Regions from separate parts of the Mus musculus genome. Here region 2 is linked to region 1. A link is a contact called in ENCODE Hi-C or POLR2A ChIA-PET data. All regions are on one chromosome and are shown on one strand. The core of a region is the stretch at or near the end of the contact, and the rest is flanking DNA. Distances in the headings are between cores, read along the strand shown.

Region 1 (3,754 bases), core at 385-2,884:
CTGAGCACAAATTCTGCCTGTAGTTCATAGGCAGGCACAGCAGGCACAGCAGGCACAGCAGGCACAGCAGGCACAGCAGGCACAGCAGGCACAGCAGGCACAGCCCCTCTGGAGGGGAGACCTGGAGTGAAAGAAGTCCTACAGAGCATCCACAATGCAGAGCCCAGTTGAGAGTCCCGTTGGCTCTGCCCTCTCAGGCCGAGCTCTTCTGTGGATCAGCACTTGCTCACCTGTGGAGTGGGGATGAGGATGTCTGTGTGCCTAACACACAGTGGACCTCATTACTTCCCTCCCATCATCCCCTTCTTCCATTCTCCCATGTATTTTATTCACATCAGAGCCCCCACCCCACAGACTCATAGACACCCCTCCTGGCAGCTCCAGTCTTAGGAGGTTTGCAGTTAGACTGGCTGCTTTTTAAAGCCTTCTGAGGATGGCAGGGCCGTCTAAGAAGGTAAAGGTCAAGGGTCTGCTCCCCAGAACCCACCTAGTGGAAGGAAGGGGTCTTCTGAACTCAAGACCCTGAGGTCCATCCCATAAAATAAGTGAATAAACATGTTTGAAATGGTTTTCATTTGTTTGCCTGAGACAGGCTCTTACTATGTAGCCTTGGCATCCTGGAACTCACTGTGTAGACCAGGTTACCCTCTAACTCAGAGCTTCACTTGCCTCTGCCCCTCAAGTGCTGGGATGAAAGACATCCCATAGCAGGCCTTGTTTATGATTTTTAAAAAAGCATTGAGGAGGAAGCAGGAGGTGCGGAGTCAGGTCCCAGCTCCAGGCTTTTCATATCTAAACCTTGGTCCCCTCTCACCTACCAGGAAGCCATCTCTACTGTTCTCCACACATTAGGGTTGCCTCCCTGTGTATCCTGAGACTGACATAGCTGCCTGCACTAACAGATGGGGAGACAAGCTCTGCGCTCTTAAGGCAATGAGAGGTGGATAGCCAGAGGACTTAGCCAGTCACTCCAGGGGGAGGCTGCCCTTCGTGTCTCTGTCCCCATAGACACATCACACCCTGCCCTCATGGATTCAGAGTAAATGTTGGTAGAGAGCTGCTGAACCTTATCTAGCTGGGCTTTCTGGATGCTCACGTGTGTGACCAGAACAGAAGGGAGGGCTGAATTCAAAGCCATGTCGGAGTATGGGGCCAACCACATCCCTGGAAACCAGGACCTTTCTTCCTCTTATGCAAGAAGTCAAGGCCTTTGGCAGCAGCCAAGGCCTGCTGGCACCAGGTCCCAAAAGGGTCATTGTTTGGCAAAAACAGGAAGCCACCAGAGAGGAAGTATGACCTCACCTTAGTGAACCCCTGAAGAATGGCCCCCGAAAAACTGGAGGACGTGCAAGCAGGCACTGCCAAGTGGCAGCTGTGCCCCCCCCCAACGCCAGCACCCCAGTTTAGGACTGGACCCATCTCAACCCTGGGGGCCTAGGACAAGAGACAGGACTGGAACCCTAGGGCTACATTCTAGTCCTGTATGACCTTGAGCAGGTCACCAACGCTCTTGGGACACATCTCTTCCATTGCCAAGTAGATTCAAAGCCTGTCTGCTCCTTCCACAGCTTTCCAGGGCTTAATGTATTCAGCAGAAGGGAAGCCCAGTGGTAACACAGCACTTCACAGTTAGCAGAGCTCTATTTCACTTCGCCCAGCCCTCCAGGAATGAAGCCAAGCGGCACTGAAAGGTGGGGCCCCTAACCCCATCTGCCAGAGAACACAGAAGCTCAGAGCCAGAGTTCAAACCCACATCCCCAGCTGTGGATCTAGTCCAAAGTCAGCTCTGAGGCAGCTTTAGTGATGGGTGTGCACCCTCAGGCTGGAGCAGAGCCAGCCCTAGGGGACAGACTGGCTGAGCCCGGAGGAATCACTCTCGGGCTTTAGGTGCAGCTTGAAGCCCTTTGGATTTCTGTGTCTTCTCAGGTCAGTCCCTGCCACCTACCCTTTGGGTGGCCCTAGTTCCTCACACTCCTTCCCTCAGTGCCCTGGTGGCCTGGTGCCTGCCCTATCTAGTTTGGTCAGTGCTGAGACTGAGGGGCCCATAAGCACACTGTCACCACCTCGGAGAACCCCAATTCTGTTTGGCCGTACTCCCCACTCCCAGCGTTCACTCTAGATCCCAACTGCTCCAAGCCAGTCAGTATAGGGCATTCCCAGAGATGCTGTAATGAGATGGAAACCGAACCCAATTTGTCCCATTCAGAGTAAAGAAAAGGAATTCCAACCCCAGCCAGGAGAACCATCTCCACTGCCTCTCTTTAGCCAGATAGCTACAGGCAAGCATGGGGCCTCCACTGCCAGTGGCAGCCATCTTGCATTAAGGCCAAGGGAGCAACAACCATCCTGGAAACTAGCTAAGGCCAGGAGAGACAGAGCAGCCTGCTGACTGCAGCTGTGCATTTTGGGGTGGGGTGGGAGGATGCAGCCTTAGACTGCAGCCAGGTGACACGTGACATCTATTTAGCTCCGGAGGGCAGGGGGGGGGAGTGGGGGGCAAGGTTTGCTTTCAAATGTTGTCAGCTCCCCAGGGCTCTTCATCACCTTGCTGGTGTGATGCAGGAGGGGAAATGGGCCTGCCTCCCCGAATCTGGCTCACTAAAGACTGATGGCACCCAGCCAGAGCCCACAACTCGTTCACAGCATTTTGGAAGCTCTCCATACTTCCTCTCTGATCTACCGGCTGAAACAGTTCCTCTCTTCTGCATCTGGTCTCTGGCCTCAGCCGGGCCACCCTGCTGTGATTAACAAGATGGATGAGGTGGAGAGACCGAGCTGGAACCCTGACCCATCCTGCTCCCTGCTCCCTGCTCCCTGCTCCCTGCTCCCTGCTCCCTGCTCCCTGCTCCCTGCTCCCTGCTCCCTGCTCCCTGCTCCCTGCTCCCTGCTCCCTGCTCCCTGCTCCCTGCTCCCTGCTCCCTGCTCCCTGTTTCCTGAGCGTTTCTTTGCTCAGAATCAGGCTCCGCTTTTCTCTTCCCTGCAGGAACCCTGGCTGCCTGGCTGCCTGCGGAGCACAGAATTTCAAAGGCATAAAGGTCTTCAGAGATGAGCCGGTGCGACCTTCTAGAGGTAGAATAGTGGGAACAGAGGCCTGGATGTAAGCCAGAGATCTGTTCCAGGTCATACTTAGGCAATACTGGAATCCAGATGCCCTGGTTCTGTTGTCTGTAAACTGTTGTCCCTAACAGTCATTGTAACTTTTTCCATCTTGTGTCCCCAGTGTCGCTCATCTCCTTGATCAGGTTCTTTTGCCACAGTGTTGACACCGTCTTCAAGCTGGGTGGTGTCTCCCTACATTCACTCAGTTTCCACTCTCTATCTTGCCCCCCATCCCCAACAGCCTAAAGATTATTCTCAGTTTAGACATTACTGCCAATTTCTGCCTGTGGGATAAGATTCAGTGTCTCTGGACTTGGTTTGGAGAGGCCCGCTGCCCCACCTCATCTGTCAAGGAAGGTGTTTCTATTGCTACATGCTCTTTCTGGTAGTCTCCCAAGTCCCAGCATCTTTGACTTGTGCAATCCTTCCCAGAATGGGAGGACCTGACCCCAGCATTTGCTCCTCTGCCCTGTGAGTGCTTACAAACACAGATCTGCTCAGCATCCATACTGCCCCTCGCCTCTCTCAGCTTTCCCCATGCCTGTGTGTGGCTTCCTTCTGTTGGCTCCAGGTCATCTGTTTATAGCCCTGGAAAGGCAGAGAATCTGAATAGAGGCTAGAAGAGGCCCATTTCTTGTCCCAGGTGGGCCACAGC
Region 2 (4,310 bases), core at 1,546-4,045, 42 kb after region 1:
AATTTCCCAGTCACCTTTCCCAGGGTTGCATCAGGAAGTCTTCACAGGACGGTCGGTCACAGGGAAGAGATGAGAGTTTGGGCCTTAGGATTCTTCTATTGTTTTTTAACGTATGTGCATGTGTGTGAGCCTTTGTGAGTTTTATGCGCACCATGTGGATGCAGGATGCCAAGGGTCAGAAGAGAATGCAAATACTCTAGAACTGGGATTAGCTACAGTGTATGCACTGGGAAATGAACCCTGGTTATCGACCAGAACAATAAGTTCTCTTGACTGCTGAGCCATCTCGGTCCCAGCCCTGTGATCCTAAGGTAAATCTGAAAGAAGTCAAAGAATAAGGTGTCTCATGGAAGGAGGAAAGGGCAGGATGTCAGAAGAAAGCAAGGTTACCAGCCAAGGAAGAGTAGTCCCTGTCAGTAGAGAAAATCTCTTGTATACTGTACGGATGTCACATCTGTCGATTAAAGCTGATTGGCCTGTAGCTGAGGCAGGAAATAGAAGGTGGGACGTCTGATAGGCAGAGAGAGTTCTGGGATAGAGTGGTGTGCAGGAAGATTGGGCTCACGGGAACAGGAAGGAGGACTCGTGTGGAACCTGCCACGTGGTAGAACTTAGATTAGAATTAGTGGGATATTTAGTTATGATCTTATTGGGGGGATCAGACAAAGCAATGGCCTAGGTATTTGTAAATAAATTTGAGTCTCAGAGTCATTATTTCTGGGAACAGGGGCATGGGAAGAAAATTACTTCCCAATCTGTCACCTATCAGCAACGTGTTCTTAGGCAAGGGACGGAACTTCTCTATCTCCACATCTGGGAAATGGGAATTGTAGGCCCAACTCCAGGGGTCATCCGTGTGCCTGTGCATCTTTATGTATATGGTGGTGTGGTGAGTGACTGACCTGTAAGACGCAACATCAGAGCTGGCCAGCGTGGCGCCATCCTTCATTTTCCTTCATTTTCCATCCATCCATCATGAGGTGAGGTCAGTGTTCCATGTCTCCTTCATCCCTACTAGGGCTGCATACAACACACTCTGCCCTAGACTAGACCACCTATAGCTTTGCCTTCTGTCTTCTAGACAGAGGAGCTGGAGGGAGGGGCCTGGGGCCCAGACGCCAGGGTTTGTACAGTCTACAGCTGTAGGCCCCTTCTGAGAAGCACTGTGGGGCAAAGATAAGCATCTCAGGGGTTCTCAAGAAGTCCCTCGCACAGCCGAGCAGCTAAAGCATGCTTTGTTCCAACAGGTGCTAGGAAGTGCTCACATCTGTGTCCGGTTCTGATCTCCCACAGACAGAGCAACCCTGGCAGGGAGGCACCAAGTCCCGTGCACAGCTCTCACTCACTGTGAGATGGCTGTGATCCCCACCACCATACCCAGCCCCATACAAAGCCTGGCACAGACAATGCTTTGATGAGTGTGTGAAGGCAAGTCAGAACCCCAGCCCTCAAGACAGAGAAGCTGGTAGGTAAGTCCACAATAGCGTCCATGAGGCAGTAGTCCCAGAAGCATCAGGATCCCGTATCCATACCCAGTCTTTCTGCCTGGGTGAGTTCGGGAGGCCAGTCGATGATAGGGACCGCCAGGAGACACTGGAAGGAAGTCTCCTTCAATACTTTCTATACACCAGAAAGAAGAGGGGCAGGAGTGGTCAGGAAGGGACTAGCCAAGGCCACACAGCCACTTAGTAGCATAGCAGCATAGTGCTCAAGTCTTTTGCTTTCTGATCACCAGGGTCCTGTCCTCAAGGCCAGCTTATTCTGGCTATTGGGGGAAGAAAAGTGTTCTGAAAACCATAACCAGGGAAAGTGGTTGGGAAGCTGGGATGCAGATCAACATCTGGAGAAAACACAGAGGCTCTATGTATGTCTTTCTTCTTTTACTCATTCATTCATTTATTCATTCACAATTCATTTATTCCTTCCATTCATTCATTCATTCATTCATTCATTTACAATTTCATTCATTCATTCACAATTCATTTATTCCTTCCCTCCCTCCACCCACCTATCCATTCATTCATTCACAATTCATTTATTCCTTCCTCTCATTCATTCAAAATTCACTTATTTGACAGACAAACTCTCTGCAGTCTTCCCAGGTCGCAGCTGGGGCAGGGCTCCAGGAGCGCAGTGCTGAATCTGACCTGCCTGCACCTGCCTCAGAGAAGCTCCCAGAACTAGAGGGCAGGAGTGCTGCCAGGCCATACTACTGTCTGTGAGTGGAACCCGAGGTGGGGCTGGGTGGGCAGAGCAGAGTCTGGAAACAGTTGCACAGACATGTCTTCCTTGGTTATGGCAGAGCTGCTGGGCGCCTCGAGCCAACACGGAGGACTGTGGTCTCCAGGAGTACAGTGAGGAACACAGGCAAGGAGACACTAGGATTCATCTGCAGGCCTGAGAGTATAGCTCAGTTGTAGAATGCCTGCTTGGCATGAATGAAGCTTGGGTTCCATCCTCAGCACCCCTTAAACTGGGCACAGCACCACACAGCTGTGGTTCTGACCCTCAGGAGGCAGGGGCTGTTCAAAGTCATCTTTGGTTACATAGCTAGTTTGAGGTGGGCCTAAGCTTCTTAAGACCCTCCTTAAGCCAATCAATCCATATGATATTTAAGGAAAAGAAAGTCCATCTAGGACCTGCGGGGCCTGAAGTGCTGGTCAGACATCCAGGAGACTCCAGGCCAGGGACAGAGCCTGAGAGGTGTCAGAGTGGACTGTGGTGATGTCCCAGGGTCACTGTGACTGCTGGGCCGTGGAGGGCACAACAGATAGGATAGTACAGCCTGACTCTCTTGATGGAGAGGAAGTTCCTCCCCAGGGGAGCCCAGGCCACTTCCGCCCTCCACTTGGAGCTGGGTGGTGGATAACAGCTGGCCTCAGGCCTTGAAGCCATGGGGCCTTCCTGCTCAGTCACACAGCACACGAAGGAAATAACTTTATTAGTTAGTGGGTGAAAAACAGGAAATGTACGCTGTGACTCGGGCACCGGCCTGGCCTCACTCACATCTAGTTTCTAGGAAACAGATATGTGACCTCAGAGAAGGTTGGTTTTTCTCAGCCATATCTTTCTGGAAACACCGGCCTTTTCTTGGGAAAAAAAAAAAAAAAAGTCCTGTTGGTCCTCCAGACAGTGGGGTAACAGTGACACAGGTCCCCACCCCAACAGAGAACTTACTCTCCATCACAGCACACCCAGACAGGCTTCTATAAGGCACAGGGTCACAATGGCTCATCGCCTGAGCCCCTACTGTGTGCTGTGTGGCAGAAACAAATTGGGTCCATTACTCACCACCACCACAAGAGGAAGACTGTCAAAGTAGGCAAAAAAAAAAAAAAAAAAAAAAAAATCAACTTTAAGAACTTAGGACAGCAAAGCTCTCCTGATAGAGACTAATTGGAGGGCTGTTATTAGGTAGACCCGGTGGGACCATTGCTAGAATGTTACAGAAAGTGGCCCCATTAACGATTCAGCCACTCATGACGAAACAGTCAGAGAGTAGTAACAAGGCTTGAGGGACCAAGTAAACAAAGTAGCCTCTGTAAGATGTTAGCGACTGTGGGAAGAGCAAGCCAAATGCATGGATACAGAAACAGCTGTAATGCTTGGGAAATGGAACCACTTTTAAGGATTTTAAAATTAGTATTAAGTGTGTGTGTGTGTGTGTGTGTGTGTGTGTGCTTATGTGCTCAAGAATGCTGGTGCCCACGGAATCCAGAAGAGGATGTCAGACCTCCTGGAAGGCTCCTGATCCTAACTCGAGTGGAAGCTTGAACAGTTCCTGCTTTTAAAACCTGAGCAGCGGCTCCAGCCCACGGAGCCAAACTTAAGTAAAATACACAGAGATCTCCTCCGCACACTGATAAGAAACTGAGCTGCACTGCAAATCTAAGAAACTCCAAAGACCCCCAGGGTCACGTGAATCATGCTCACTGATAGAATCCAAGGGAAAATCTGAAAGATGAATTTTTTTTTTTAAAAATTAGGAATGGGAAAAAACATGACTTATGTCAAACATATATCTTGAAACTTGATTAAAAATTAATATATGTCCATGAGGAGTTATAAAGTTGCAAGTAAGCAAGTTTAGAAACTTAAAATTTGATATCCTCATACACATCCCAGAACCTGTAACAAACGTTTTACTCAATTTTGAGCGTTGTTTGTATTTGTTTATTTGAGTCAGGCTCTCTCCCAATGTAGCCCAGGCAGGCCTTCAACAAGGGAGCCTCCTGTTTTGGCCTGCTATGTAATAAGGTTACAGGTGTGAATCACAATGCCTGGTTAATAGTATTGTTTTTCTAAAACAC

What was found. Hi-C counts contacts between places; a loop is a spot of excess contacts on that map. ChIA-PET counts read pairs that join two places held with the same protein, here RNA polymerase II (POLR2A).
Region 2: a loop to region 1 is called in a map of heart, with 2.8 times the contacts of the local background. The contact joins two enhancer-like sites. A Hi-C loop is called at or near these places in 3 of 37 maps with a recorded cell type or tissue (CH12.LX, heart and v-Abl transformed pro-B cells). POLR2A ChIA-PET finds 5 or more read pairs at or near these places in 1 of 5 experiments (Patski).

The regions. Positions count from the first base shown.
Region 1 is chr7:98,521,562-98,525,315 of GRCm38, forward strand. No RefSeq gene overlaps it. Among named protein-coding and RNA genes, the nearest start is that of Gm23040, 16 kb to the left of the region's middle. Within about 2 kb of position 1,635, at least 1 of the 3 ENCODE cell types and tissues checked has a DNase peak (open chromatin) inside an H3K27ac peak, as active enhancers do; it is heart, where a contact is called at or near this core.
Region 2 is chr7:98,561,941-98,566,250 of GRCm38, forward strand. No RefSeq gene overlaps it. Among named protein-coding and RNA genes, the nearest start is that of Gm23040, 57 kb to the left of the region's middle. Within about 2 kb of position 2,796, at least 1 of the 3 ENCODE cell types and tissues checked has a DNase peak (open chromatin) inside an H3K27ac peak, as active enhancers do; it is heart, where a contact is called at or near this core.